3 separate regions of the Homo sapiens genome follow, and all the other regions are linked to region 3. The links are chromatin contacts, found by Hi-C or POLR2A ChIA-PET in ENCODE. All regions are on one chromosome and are shown on one strand. Each heading gives the region's core, a stretch centred on a gene start or an enhancer-like site at or near the end of the contact. The rest is flanking DNA. Distances are from core to core; before and after follow the strand shown.

Evidence for each region. A loop is a pair of places that touch in the nucleus more often than their neighbours do. ChIA-PET counts read pairs that join two places held with the same protein, here RNA polymerase II (POLR2A). Pooled maps may share reads with other maps.
Region 1: a pooled map shows a loop between it and region 3 (2.7-fold over the local background). The contact joins the promoter of TRAF1 here to the enhancer-like site in region 3. A Hi-C loop is called at or near these places in 1 of 37 single-sample maps with no recorded cell type and 5 of 50 pooled maps. POLR2A ChIA-PET finds 5 or more read pairs at or near these places in 3 of 52 experiments (OCI-LY7, activated CD4-positive, alpha-beta T cell and activated naive CD4-positive, alpha-beta T cell).
Region 2: a loop to region 3 is called in a pooled map, with 3 times the contacts of the local background. The contact joins two enhancer-like sites. A Hi-C loop is called at or near these places in 1 of 37 single-sample maps with no recorded cell type and 5 of 50 pooled maps. POLR2A ChIA-PET finds 5 or more read pairs at or near these places in 4 of 52 experiments (A549, OCI-LY7, activated CD4-positive, alpha-beta T cell and 1 more).

Annotation. Positions count from the first base shown.
Region 1 is chr9:120,924,105-120,928,676 of GRCh38, forward strand. TRAF1 (TNF receptor associated factor 1) reads right to left here and starts at 2,692. Exons shown (of 8, transcript NM_005658.5): 1 at 2,446-2,692; 2 at 1,832-2,197. The coding sequence starts at 1,971. RefSeq lists enhancers at 1,321-1,844, 1,441-1,510, 1,971-2,310, 2,651-2,970.
Region 2 is chr9:120,941,576-120,946,448 of GRCh38, forward strand. It overlaps C5-OT1 (C5 3' UTR overlapping transcript 1), which reads right to left. Exons shown (of 2, transcript NR_148450.1): 2 at 677-1,934. Among named protein-coding and RNA genes, the nearest start is that of C5-OT1, 8.8 kb to the right of the region's middle. RefSeq lists an enhancer at 3,271-3,320. Within about 2 kb of position 3,001, at least 3 of the 41 ENCODE cell types and tissues checked have a DNase peak (open chromatin) inside an H3K27ac peak, as active enhancers do; they include OCI-LY7, where a contact is called at or near this core.
Region 3 is chr9:121,154,406-121,158,692 of GRCh38, forward strand. CNTRL (centriolin) reads left to right here. Exons shown (of 44, transcript NM_007018.6): 27 at 316-508; 28 at 3,065-3,195; 29 at 3,335-3,475; 30 at 3,578-3,704. Among named protein-coding and RNA genes, the nearest start is that of RAB14, 45 kb to the right of the region's middle. Within about 2 kb of position 2,211, at least 7 of the 41 ENCODE cell types and tissues checked have a DNase peak (open chromatin) inside an H3K27ac peak, as active enhancers do; they include OCI-LY7, where a contact is called at or near this core.

The DNA.
Region 1 (4,572 bases), core at 1,442-3,941, 230 kb before region 3:
CACTGCCGCATTCCCTGCCACAATTACATGATGCCCTGATTTGCTTTTCTAAAAAAAATTCTGAATTACAAAACACATCTGATCTCAGGGGTTTAGGCAAAAGATTGCTGACATGTGACTATATTTGCTCTTCTCATTTGGTCCTCCATTTGGTTTTGGTCTTATATGTTTAGTAATTACAGAGGATCATGGCCTATTAGAACAAGAAAGGGCCTCAGAGAACATCTGTCCTAGAGGTTCTTAATCAGGAATGGGTGTCAGATTCTAATGGGTAACACCTGGGTACCCGTGGGTTTTTTGTCTGTTTTTTGGGGGTTTTTCTTTTTTTGAGACAGGGTCTTACTCTGTAGCCCAGGCTGGAGTGCAGTGGTGCGATCTCAGCTCACTGCAACCTCTGCCTCCCAGGTTCAAGTGATTCTCATGCCTTAGCCTCCCAAGTAGCTGGGATTACAGGTGCACACCACCACACCCAGCTAATTCTTGTATTTTTAGTAGAGATGAGGTTTCACCTTGTTGGCCAGGCTGGTCTCAAACTCCTGACCTCAAGTGATCCTCCTGCCTCGGCCTGCCAAAGTGCTGGGATTACAGGCATGAGCCACTGCGCCTGGCCAGCAACTGTGTTTTTACAAAGCTCCTGGTGTCTCTGACCTGCTACCGCTACCGAGATAGTCTATTTTACAAGTGAGGGAATGAGGCCCCAGAGGGCATGTGGATTGGTCAAGGTAGAGTGAGTCAGGAGCAGAGCTGAGTAGAAGCTCTTCAGGACTTAGGCCTCAGGCCTCAGCCCTCCAACTTCCAATCAGCTCCCTCCTCTGCCAGGTTTTGGAAGGAGGGAGAGGGGAAACCAGGAGACCCACTACCAGAGCCTGAGCTGAACCCTGACAATCCGCTTGATGGTAAAACCAGTGAACCTCTGCTCCTCCACCTCCTGGCTGGCCTTTCCACGGCCACAGCCTCTCCTCGCTATTCTCACAGCCTCCTCCTTTGTCGTCATGTTTGAACTTCTCACTTGCCTGATTCAGCTTTGCCACCTTCTTAAGCTGTAAAACCGCAAACAAAAGGTCATCACATGAGATAGTTTAAGGGCATATTTGCCAGGAAACTGACCAAAGCTGACCTAATCTGTTAGGCCTCAGTGTTCTCATTTGTAAAATAGGATCATAATAGTATCCACCCCTCTAAGTTGTGCTGAGGACCCAAGGGCAGAGCATTTGGCACACAGTAGGTGCATAATTGCTTAAAGAGGGATGTCCACAATAGTACTGATATCATGCCTTTCTGGGTTGTTAATATTTTAAGTATCATTAAATACACAAATATATATCGATCTCTTTGTCCCCTCCAAAAGGGTTCCCAGCAAACGGTCTGAGGTGATGAGCAATGCTGTGGAAGGAGAGATATTCGTCTAACAGTTTGTCATTCACCAAGAGGTTTATATTTGTTATTATAAGGACTTTTGTGATTATTATTCATTGGGCTTCATTAACAATTCTATGACACAGAAAACAGCTTTACAGACAAGCGAGCTGCGGCTTAGGGACATTAGCAGAGCACCAGACCACACAGTGAGACAGTGGCCTCACAGCCTCGAGGCTCTCCTCGGTGTGGATGGCTTTCCCCTGTGGGAGCTGATGCCTTTCTGTGGCTTCCTCTCCTTCCACCACAGCCAGAGGGGCAGTGTCAGGGAGTGTGAGAAAAGGGTGTGGAAACTGAGGCCCAGAGAAGAAAAGTCACCGCCTGAAGTCACAGGCTCCTCTGCCCCTCACCTCCCATCAGGGGTCCCTCCCTGGCACCCACTTTCTGCCCACCCTCCGCTCCTCCATCACCTCACCTCGGGTTCTCAGAGAGACAGCCTGCACAGCAGAGAGCCCTGGGCTCCTTTGGGTCCTGGCAGACGGTGGGAGGGCACCCAAAGGGAAACTCATTCTCATCAGGGGCCGGGCGAGGACTGCTGCCTGAGCTGGAGGCCATCTCAGGGTTCCAGGCTGGCCAGAGGGCCTGTTTAAGTTGCTCCAGGGCAGGGGACCAGCCTTGTGGAGTCCTGGCCTGGGCCTCACTCTCTGGTGAGTAGGAGCTCTGATGACTTTATCTTCTTCTCTCTGGCTTGTGTGGTTCAACGTCACAGCTGAGTCACAGCAGGGATGGAGCAGGAATTACCCTTTGTGGCGATAAAAATCCCCTGGATGGTGACTGAAGGCTTTAGGAGTGTCCAGTCATTTTTTTTTTTTTTTAGAGTGAGAAAAAGCAAGAGAGCAAGTCAGAGAAAATGACCCGTGTCACAGACTCTCAGAAAGCACAGTGAGAGTTCCCCTGGTTGAGAATCGCAGGCTGCCGCTGGCTTCCCCCACTTCCCTGGGCACATCGGAGGAGGGGGCCACAGCTGGTCCCTGGTCTGTGTTCCCTGGCACCTCTGAGCAGCCTGGAATTCTCAGTGGGGGTGCTCACCTTCCTGGTGGAAATCCCCAGGGTGTTGGAGACAGGTCCAAAATTTCAAGTTCTAGGCGCTTTTGCTCTGCTCTGTTTGGAGTGTCTGGGTGACCTCAAGGAGAAGTCACTTCCTCACAGTGGGTTCTGATGACTCCATCTGTAAAAAAGAAGTTGCAACAGGTGGCCTCTGGGCTGTAAGATTCTGGGACCCTATCTTGCCTGGGACTGAGGCAACCAGAAGGAGCAGGAAAGCCCTGATGAAATCCAAGGCCTAGGACCACAGACTCCTCAGGGCCCTCCCCACACCACCCCACTCAGGAAGTCATAGGTGGCTACATGCTCCGGTCAGGTGCCACCACTTTACTGCCTCAAGGAGAACAAAGCGCTAAACAAATGCAAGATCACAGCAGCTGGTCTCAGCATCCAAGTGGGATGTAGATCCACATTTGCAGGAAAAGTGCACTGGGGAAACGATGGCTCCCAGAATGTGTACTGTGTGCTGGGCAACAGTTTCCCTCCAAATCCTTACAGCAACCTGCAAGGAATTCTTCTGCAGCTGTATATAGGGTCAGAGAAGCAAGATGCCTGGTCCAAAGGCACACAGCCTCTGGTAGTGGAGTGGGATTCACACCAGGGCTGTGGGGCCCCAAGCTCTGTGTGCTTGGGATGGAGATCAGAGTACCCAGCTCTTGTCTCATCTATCAAATGGAGAAGACAATCCCTACACATCTTTCCATCCTGCTTGGCTGCTACAGAGGTTTTGCAAACTTTCACAGTGGTTTCAGATCATGGGTTTTGAGGTCAGACAGAGCTGAGTTGAAATCCTGGGTCCACTGCTTACTAACTGTGGGCCCTGGGACAAAGTCCTTAACTTCCCTGAAACTCAGATTCTGCATCTGTAAAATGGGACAATAATACCTATTTCACCCATTTGTTGTGATGACTAAATGAGATAGTGGGTCAAAGTGTGGTGTGTAACCCAAGTGAAGTACTTGAATGACATTTGGCTCAGATGGTGACTACAGGCCTTCCAGCTCCTCAGAGAAAAGGATTAAAGTGGTGCATTATGCTTATACTGTGCTTTCACGTCTATCTACTGGAGCCTCAACAGGTGGGCAGGGCAGGTCATCTGGCCTGAGATACATTAAACTGCCCACCTGCCCTGGTGTAACACCAGGGCTGCCACAGGCTGGTGGCAAAGACAGCACGGCATCTTACCGCCACAATGTACATCAGGACCTCCACCCCCATAACAAACGACCTCCAGGCCTGCATCAAGACTATCAGAAGACACTCCCTTTTAACTGTGTACCCCATACCTGCAAGCTTTCCTGCAGCCAGCCCTACCTGTTCCCTCCTTCCCCTGGTTTGGGATAAAACAGGCACCCAAGACTTCTCTCCCCATCTGTGGGTCCCTTCTCTCCCCTCCGGCCTCAATACCACCCTCTCTACCTGCTCATTCCCACGGACATCAAAACGTGCGCAACCTGCTCTAATAAGAAAAGGGAAAAATAGTACTACTTTTGGGTACCGTCTTACGTAATTTTACAGACATCATCTCATCTAATTTTCACTCTGTGAAGCAGGTATTGCCATCATCATCCCCACCTTACAGATGAGAAAACTGAGGCACAGAGAGGCTAAGCGACTTGTTCAAGGTCTCACAGCTAGTGAGTGGGGACCCCTGAACCCAGAGCCAGTCCTGTAACCACGCACGCTTTTAAAACACTCTTTATTCTCGTCTCCAATTTCTACATCTACTCTCGCCTCACCTAACGGTAGAACTTCTAGAAAAGATTGTCTATACAGGCACTTGGATCTCCAGGGAATCATCTCTCCAAGTGTATACGCATGTCGGGGACGCCAAATGCCCTGGGCCCGCCCCAGTTTCTATCCAACCAGCCCTCCTGCCAGCACCTGACCCGGCTCTCAGCCCTTCCTTCCGGAATCCCTTCCTTTCCCCGGCTTCCCGCATCCTCTGCGGGGAATTCCCCCCGCGTCTCTGGTGGCTCCTTATCCGTCTCCTTGACCCCTTTCTCTTCTACACTGGGCCTCCATCGGCTCCATCCACGAGGAGTCTCTCTGCGCCGCGTGTCCCCATCTCCCACTCGTCCTTTGGGGCGCCCCTGCACCAGACCCCACTCC
Region 2 (4,873 bases), core at 1,751-4,250, 210 kb before region 3:
TTGCTTTCTTCGATCCAGCCACGTCAGCCTTCTCGCTGTTCCCTGGACCCCTGGGTCTTTACACGCACCAGCCTGGACCTTCATGTGGTTGTTCCTTCTTGTCAAGAAAATCTCAGCTTAAATGCCACCTTATTTAGTGATATTTGATAGACCTTCCCTAACCATGCAATCTAGAGCAGCCACTGAGTCATTCTATATCATAGAACTTTTAAAAAATTCTCTGCAGAGGCCAGGCGCGATGGCTGACACCTGTAATCCCATCACTTTGGGAAGCCGAGGCAGGCAGATCACTTGAGTTGAGAGTTTGAGACCAGCCTGGGCAACATGGTGAAACCCTGTCTCTACTAAAAGAAGAAAAATTAGCTGGGCATGGTGGTGCGCACCTGTAGTCCCAGCTACTCAGGTGGCCGAGGCAGGAGAATTACTTGAACCTGGGAGGCGGAGATTGCAGTAAGTCAAGATCATACCACTGCACTCCAGCCTGGGCAACAGAGTGAGACTCTACCTCAAAAAGAAAAAAAAAAATTCCTCTGCAGAGAATTTAGTAAATATATTATTTTCCCTCTTTAAGTGGGTATTTATTGTCTTTTTCCTCAATTATAACATAATCTCCAGGAGAGCAGGGACTTTGTTTATCTTGATTACACCATCTAGAACTGTGCCTGGCATGCAGGAGGCACTCAATAAATATTTATTAAATGAATAATCTTCCACAGAAGATCTTTGTGTACCAACTATTTTTTTTTCCTTTTGGGAATTTATATAAATCATTCAACAGGAGAAGGATTACTGGATCAAGAAATATAAACATATTTTGGCTCCTGAAATGCATTGTCGAATTGCTTTGCAGACAGATAAGATCAGTTTTCATTTGTTGGGCAAATTTTCAAATCCCAAGTGCCAAGACAGTGATTTCTGGTATGTGGGAGAGGGGGGAGGGGAAGGGAGAAAGGAAGGAGGGAGGTGGCGGAGGGCAGGCATAGGCCGAATCAGAGCTGCTGTCCCTGGTGGGTCAATGGAACTAGAAGCAGCAGCAGTAGTAATCAACCAAGCAGGCCCACCCTCCACAGCGTCTCAAAGGCCCACGCAGGGCAGGAAAGATCTGCTGTATGAACTTGGGTCTGGCCACAGGAGCCAGAGTGAGCAGAAAAGCTGACAGGAGCACCTGCTCTTCGGCTTGCTGTTGAAATCCTGAAGGCTGGGTCAGGGGCCAATGAGCAAGTGGGAGTGAGGACACAAAGTGAGGCTTGGATCTGGTACTGAAGGCTCCTTTGCAGAGGCTGTTTCTGGGTTGCAGCTACTCTGCTTAGGACACGGGATCTGGAACATTAAGTTACACAAGGACCTCTGTCCATAAACCTCCAGGAACACAGAGGCCTCTTCACGTAGTTCTGCTGCTGCCAGGCCCATTCAGCAGCATGCTGGCCCTGTATTCCTTTGCTTCCTGCTCCGCCACTAGAGCAATGGCATAATTTTTAAAAAGTGAAATAACATGAATAACATTTGCTAGGAACATTACAAAAAAGGTGAAGTTAAAAAAAAGAATCCCTAAGAACTAATACATAGAAGCTGAGAATAAATTAATCAGACTAAGGTACCAGTTGAGTAATCCTTATCCAAAATGCTTGGAACCAGAAGTGTTTCAGATTTCAGATTTTTTTCAGATTTTGGAATATTTGCATATACATACAATAAGATATCTTGGGGATGGGACCATGTCTAAATACAAAATTCATTTATGTTTCATGTATACCTTATATACATCCCCTAAAGGTAATTTTATACAATGTTTTAAACAATGTTTTACATGAAACAAAGTTTGTGTTAAGTACTTATGTGTGGAATTTTTCATTTGTGGTGTCATGTTGGTACTCAAAAAGTTTCAAATTTTGAAGCATTTCAGATTTTGGATTTTCAGATTTGGGATGCTCAACCTGTAATTATAAAATTATGGTAATTAGAAGAAAAAAAGAAAAATTATTAAAACCGTACAAAAGTTAACAGGATGACCCATCCCAGACCTATAGAATGAGAACCTGCACTTTCACAAGCTCTTAAACAACACTTCTGAAACTTTAACATGCCTATAATATTCCTGGATTTTTTTTTTTTTTTTTTTTGAGATGGAGTCTCACTCTGTCACCCAGGCTGGAGTGCAGAGGCGCAATCTCGGCTCACTGCAAGCTTCACCTCCCGGGTTCACGCCATTCTCCTGCCTCAGCCTCCCGAGTAGCTGGGACTATAGGCACCCGCCACCACGCCCGGCTATTTTTTTGTATTTTTAGTAGAGACGTGGTTTCACCGAGTTAGCAAGAATGGACTCGATCTCCTGACCTCGTGATCCACCTGCCTCGGCCTCCCAAAGTGCTGGGATTACAGGCGTGAGCCACCACGCCAGGCCTGGATATCTTATTAAAATATAGATCTCCGAGCTCTGCTCCCAAGATTTTCTGTTTCAGTAGGTCTGGGGTGGGGTCTGGGAATTTGCATTCCTGACAAACTCCCAGGCGGCCAGGGACCACACTTTGTATAGCATTGTTCTAAGGCTGACAGTCCTGAGGACCAAAAGAGGAAGGCAAATGGGAAAATTCGAGGCACTGGAGGAGGTTGTTTTTTAAGATAGTGGTCTTTTCCCAATTTTTAAAAAAGCACACCAGGCAGTCTCTGTCTATGGTATCTTAGCACAAAGATGCTTTTTGTTTTTAATGCTATGTTTATATTTGTGCAAGATTCTACATTTTAAAATTTCTCTCACTTGTTGGATCTTATTTCATCCTTGCAACAAATCTGTAAATTGGGTTGGGGGAAATTCTTTCATTATTTTTAAAAGATAGAACTGAGGCCTAGAGAGTTAAGACAGCTGGAAATCACACTCCAGCTGACTGCCACAGATTGTGGGCTCCTGAGTTGGCACTAAGGTGTTTTTCCTAATCATTATAACCCATTAGGGCTGATAATGTTACTTCCGCTTTCTAGATGGGCAAATTGAGACTTGATGAGGTTCAGGAACTCTCCCAAGGCCACAAGTCAGGGCAGCTCCTCTGTTTCATGGTTCAATGTCTTACTTCTTCACTGTATCACTTCCCCATACTAACTCCTCCTTTCTCTCTCTGTCTGTCAGTCACACACACACAACATAGCCAAATCAGTGAGCCATTTTAATTTCGACACCCAGCATTTATTTAATGAACAGACCACAGTTTGGCCTTTCGCCTTTAGAGGTGAAAGGAGGAGGCAAGAAGAGGATGAATGACGACCAGCCTTGCCCCAAGGCCCTAACAGACTCAGGAAACCTTTCTGCCTTCTCCTCCAACTCTAAGCATATCTCCTTTCCCTTCCTCTTCCTTTGCCCTCAGAGAATTACAGTCTAGTCCTGGCTCTAATTTCCTAAAGGTTCTTTATTTGGAAAATATATTATTAAGCCAAACAATCCTTTCCTTAACTCCAATTTCTCTTGTCTCATTCAGTTTCAACCCCCCTCCCACCGACCACCCTTCCAACACCAACACACACACACACACACACACACACACCCCTCCAGCCTAACAACAACAACACCAAAACCCTCTGATTGCTCCCAACTCATCTGTTAGACATGTTAGCCCTGGCCCTCACCACCAGGCTCGGGTCTCTGCTTGCCCCTGCAGGCAATGTTTCTATTAGGCCCTGAGGAGACACCAGGCTGCATATAGGAAGGCAGAGGAGCCTGGTGCTGCGGGTTCTAGCCCCAGCTCTGTTGTGGAACCCTCTTGGTGAGTCCTGGCTCCTCCCTGGGCCTGCTTCCTGGTCTGTGAAATGGGGAGGCATTGATGAGATGATCTCTAGAGGATCTTTAAATGTCAATATTTTATGAATCTAAGTAGGATGTTCACAGGTAAAAAATTATTGAATTTACCACCTCTAGTGTGCCAGAGAGGTATTATTACCCAGCCACAAGTTACTTTTATTGTGCCAGGCACTGTGCTAATCATTTTATGTGCATTATCTGTATTATCTCATTTGAGCCTTGCAGAAATCCTCTGACTTGGGTATTATTAGTACTTCTGTTTTTCAGATGTGAAAACTTCACCTTTTTATTAAAGCAGTCAAGTAGATGTTTTCTTGACTATTAAAAGTCTCTCAGCACTGAAGGGACATTAAGCCCCCTACCTTGAATTGCCCAGAAACATCCCTGGAAGGTGGCAGCTAGACTCTGCTCAGATGGCCCCAGCAATAAGGAACTTGGACCTGACTCTACTTTTGAATGGCTATGGCTATAAGAAAATGCTTCTTCACAGGGAGCCAAAACTGGTGTCTCTGTAACTCCTGCTCATCTCAGTGGTGGGAAGAATGCGGTGTTCAGAGGCCTCACTTGGGCTTCTGTCCTGGCCTTTCCATTTATCAGCACCATAATCCTAGACAAGCTGCTCCTCTGGACCTCCATGTTCACAGGCAAAAAATGAAGGAATCGGATGAGATGAGCTCTAGGTCCTTTCTGGTGTGGGCATTTTAGATTTGTATAATTCATGACTGTGCATGTAACATACACATATCTGACTATAATGATGGAAACAGAGAAGGAGTGGAATTTTGGTGGCGGGGGGCCTCTGTCAGGTATGAGGCTGTGAGCATGGTGTGTGTATGTGCATGTTTCTGGGACAGGGGTCTGTGAAAGAGAAGAGTGGCCCTGGACAACTGGCGTGAGGCCTCGGTGTCCCTGGGAGCCAGTCTGGTGCCCAGAGCCAGGCTGGGGTGTTCTCTGTGTCTGATGTCATAGAACATCAACATCAGACAAAATGGATCCATACTAAAAACGACTACTCTATAATCATGTTTGAGCAGGATATAAAAACAAGAACATTGTCCAAACCACAAAAATGACCACACACACCCT
Region 3 (4,287 bases), core at 961-3,460:
ATACCTCAAAAGAATAGAAGTATCAACATTTTCTTGGTCAAGTGCTGACAACACAATAATCTTTGTTGTTATATTTAAAAGGGCAAACAATTCCATGTCATGCATTTTACATATTATGCATTTATTGCCAATAGGAATTCCATGTTTAATAAGATGGTAAACCTAGACCTTGAACAAAATCAAATGTAGCAGTCTTTCTTACCTATTCTCATATAAAATTAGAAAATCATTGTAGATCTTTTTAGTAGTTAGGCTACAAGTATCTGTATTGTCTACATTTAACATTTTTTAATGGGTGTATATATTATTTTTTAGGGACTTCATTGATGGAAATGTTGAGAGTCTTATGACTGAACTAGAAATAGAAAAATCACTCAAACATCATGAAGATATTGTAGATGAAATTGAGTGCATTGAGAAGACTCTTCTGAAACGTCGCTCAGAGCTCAGGGAAGCTGACCGACTCCTGGCAGAGGCTGAGAGTGAACTTTCATGCACTAAAGAAAAGGTTTGTCTTCTTGTGGTTTGGGGTGTGAGCTCAGTGTGGGTGAGTCAGCTTACTGTCCACCTGAAGGATTAGAAAGAGAATGTGTGTGATAAGAGGACAGTTGTCCAAGTCAGACAGCCAGGTTCCAGGCTGGACTCTGCTAGTTAAGAAGATGTGAGAATTTATGCAAGTCATATAAGTCCCCTGGCTTTGCTTTTCTTATCTATAAATTCAGGCTAAGAATACGTAGGCTTTTCGGCATGGATTAAATAAAACAGCGTATTTAAAATTCCTGAAGTTACTTAGTTCCTAGCACACCCCACGTCCTTATCCTGTGTGTATCTTTTATATTTAATTATTTGGGTTCTGCTACCTGTGTTTTTTTAAATAGGTCAATCTTTATATTCTTATTAAGCTACAATGGACCTCACAAGTATTACTTTGGTCTTCAGGTTGATAATGATACAAAATATTTTTTGGTCAGAGATAATTTTCTTTTTTTTGTTTGAGATGGTGTCTCGCTCTGTCACCCAGGCTGGAGTGGAGTGGCGCAATCTTGGCTCACTGCAACCTCCGCCTCCCGGGTTCAAGCGATTCTCCTGCCTCAGCCTCCTGAGTAGAGACGGGGTTTCACCATGTTGGTCAGGCTGGTTTTGAACTCCTAACCTTGTGATCCTGCCTCAGCTTCCCAAAGTTCTGGGATTACAGGCGTGAGCCACTGCGCCTGGCCCGATAATATTCTTTAGACCACAACACAGAGGGAAGTTGGGGAGAAAAAGGAGTTACCTTTTATTGAGCCACTGCTGTGGCTACACATGGCCATTTTGTAAATGTTTCATTTAACCTTCCTGGCAGCCCTGTGTAGATGATGTTAGCTTGGTTTACTGATGTAGCTCAGAGAGGCTCATTACTGGCCCAGAGTCACATAGCCAAGGGCTCTTTTAGTTAGATGAGAATTCCAGGATGAAAAGAGTTCCTTACCCACATGAAACACCTCAGGAACTATTATTTGTATTTTGCTATTTCAACATGAATCTATTTAAATTAAAAGCAGTCTATTACCTAGGAACTAAATTATTTATTAAAGAAATTCTGTGAGTAATTAAGAATGGAAAAAGTCCTTTTCAGATGAGCTGTTCCTTCTGTTGTCATATGTTGGATTACTGTGAGAGAAAATAGATGTGAGCAGAACTAGAGGAAAAAAAATCACTGGTATAATAATATATAATAAGATATTTTGATAATATATCAAAATATCACTGGTATATTTTGATTATAAATTTTGGTATATTTTGGTTATATATTAATATATATAGGTATAGATATATAAAATCATCAAAAGAAAATTGATGGCAGTGGTAGTAGGCAGAGGTAGTAAGTCAACCAAGGCTGGTAAGTTCTTTCACCTTCATCCTCCCAAAATGACTCAGGGAGGCAGCTTGGTAAGAAGGAGGAGGAGAGAGAAAGTAGTGGTGTTTTGGAAGGAGTGTGCCAGACATGTTAAAACCTGACATAGAAGGAGACAAAAAACTATTTGGTGGCTTTTCTGGAATGCATAGCCAGTTTTATCCAGTGCTTTGCTGGTGAAACTGACAGAAACAAGCTATCTGAAATGGAAAGACGTATGGTAAAATATGTAGCTCTCTGGGAGCTTGCCAACCCTTTTGCATCCACACAGATATTTAATAGGCAAATTTAACATACGGACTCCTCTGGCTTTAGTACAATGGCAGACTTCAGTTTTTTTTGGCTGAAGGTGAGTCACTGCTCAACCAAGTGCAAACCACACTCTATTTATTTTTGGAACTTTTGATGTCATTGTTTTAAGCATCTTATGTTAGGCAGAAAAAGAAACCAAGTTGATTAAAACAAATGTGTTTTTACCAAATCTTATATAGGAAGATTTTAAACATTTGCAAAGTATTTAATGTTTGTGTTTGTCAGCCGTAATTACATTATCACCAGATCAATGCATTTTTACTTCGCTTGATAATAACTATAGAGTGCAGCAAGAATTTCTGTGTGGAGGAAATCTTGGTAAAATCACTTCCTTCCCACTTAGTTGGGTAGATAGTTTTAATATTTAAAATGATATAATAGTATTACAGATTATTTTGAAATAAAAAGCATCTTTAGTTCCACTACTTTCAAATGACTGTATTTATTTTTATATAGTCTTTCTGTCTTTGTTGACACATGTAGTTTTACACAGTTGCTCTCACAGTGCTTATACCATTTTAAATTTATTTTTCTCAGCCAACATAATATTAACATTCTTCCGTGTTGCTACATTGTCATCTGATCATTTGAAAGGCTACACAGTATTCCACTTTGTTAATGCATTATCACTTAGCCTATTATTATTTGTCAGGTCTTATATTATTATACATTGAGCATTTTTATATAGTAGTTCTTTGCTTCTGAATTATTTACCGAGAATTAGAGTTACAGTGAATGGACATTTTTATGTCTTTCTGTACCATCTTGTTTTCCAAAAGAGCTGTACTGGTTTACATGGCCAGTAGCTGTGAGTGAGTATTGTAACTGAATGGCTTTTAATGACAGTTTCTTTTCTAGACAAAAAATGCTGTTGAAAAGTTCACTGATGCCAAGAGAAGTTTATTGCAAACTGAGTCAGATGCTGAGGAATTAGAAAGGAGAGCTCAGGAAACTGCTGTTAACCTCGTCAAAGCTGATCAGCAGCTAAGGTAGGTGGATTCCCTAAGCCGTTGATGTATACATTGAGATGAATGAAAAGTTTGCTTCTAAGGGGATAATAATTGGTTTATGATAAATAATGCATGGTAAGTCTACAGGACCTGGGGGGAATAAAGCAATGTGCTTTAGATCGCTCCAGGCTGATGCAAAGGATTTGGAGCAGCACAAAATCAAGCAAGAAGAAATCTTGAAAGAAATAAACAAAATTGTAGCAGCAAAAGACTCAGACTTCCAATGTTTAAGCAAGAAGAAGGAAAAACTGACAGAAGAGTAAGTAAGGCCTCTGTAGGGCTACAAGGGGTTTGTGCTGGAAGACAGCTCTGGGGTTCCGAGTCCCTTAGGATCTGCTCTAGTGTTGCTGGTGCTTTGTAGGCTTCAGAAACTACAGAAAGACATAGAGATGGCAGAACGCAATGAGGATCACCACCTGCAGGTCCTTAAAGAATCTGAGGTGCTTCTTCAGGCCAAAAGAGCCGAGCTGGAAAAGCTGAAAAGCCAGGTATGGCAATAGACACCTTGAAAAAACAACTGACACAGCACTTTATGATTATAAAAGTAATACATGTTTAATTGTAGAAAAGAATAAATGCGGCTATGTATTATAGTTGTTAAGCATGAAGTCTGAACTAAATTTGAATCCCAACTCAATACAATACTTCTGAATAAAAAAAGTGGGTCTCAAAACATGGTATACTCTATGAGATCATTTCTGTTAAATGCCTTTATCAACACTTATGGTTGTATTTTTAGTCAATACCAAAGTACAAAAGTGGTCATCTGATAAGGGGGGATTTTGAGTATTTTCTGTTGTCTTCCTTTTGCATATCTGCATGGTCTTCTTTTTTTTTTGTAAACAAATACGTATTGTCTTTAAAATTGCAACGAATTTTTAATTTTAAAAATGAATACATTTTAAAAATCTCTGACTAACTTCCATCACCAAGGATGTCAAAATGGAATTAGGGTATAAAAATAAAAGTTCTTGGAAAACTGTAACCTGAGGGATGATCATGATTATCATATTGTTGTTCTTACTGTGATCACTGTGATTTGAGTGGTTTTAAGTATGTGAGCTCAAGGTT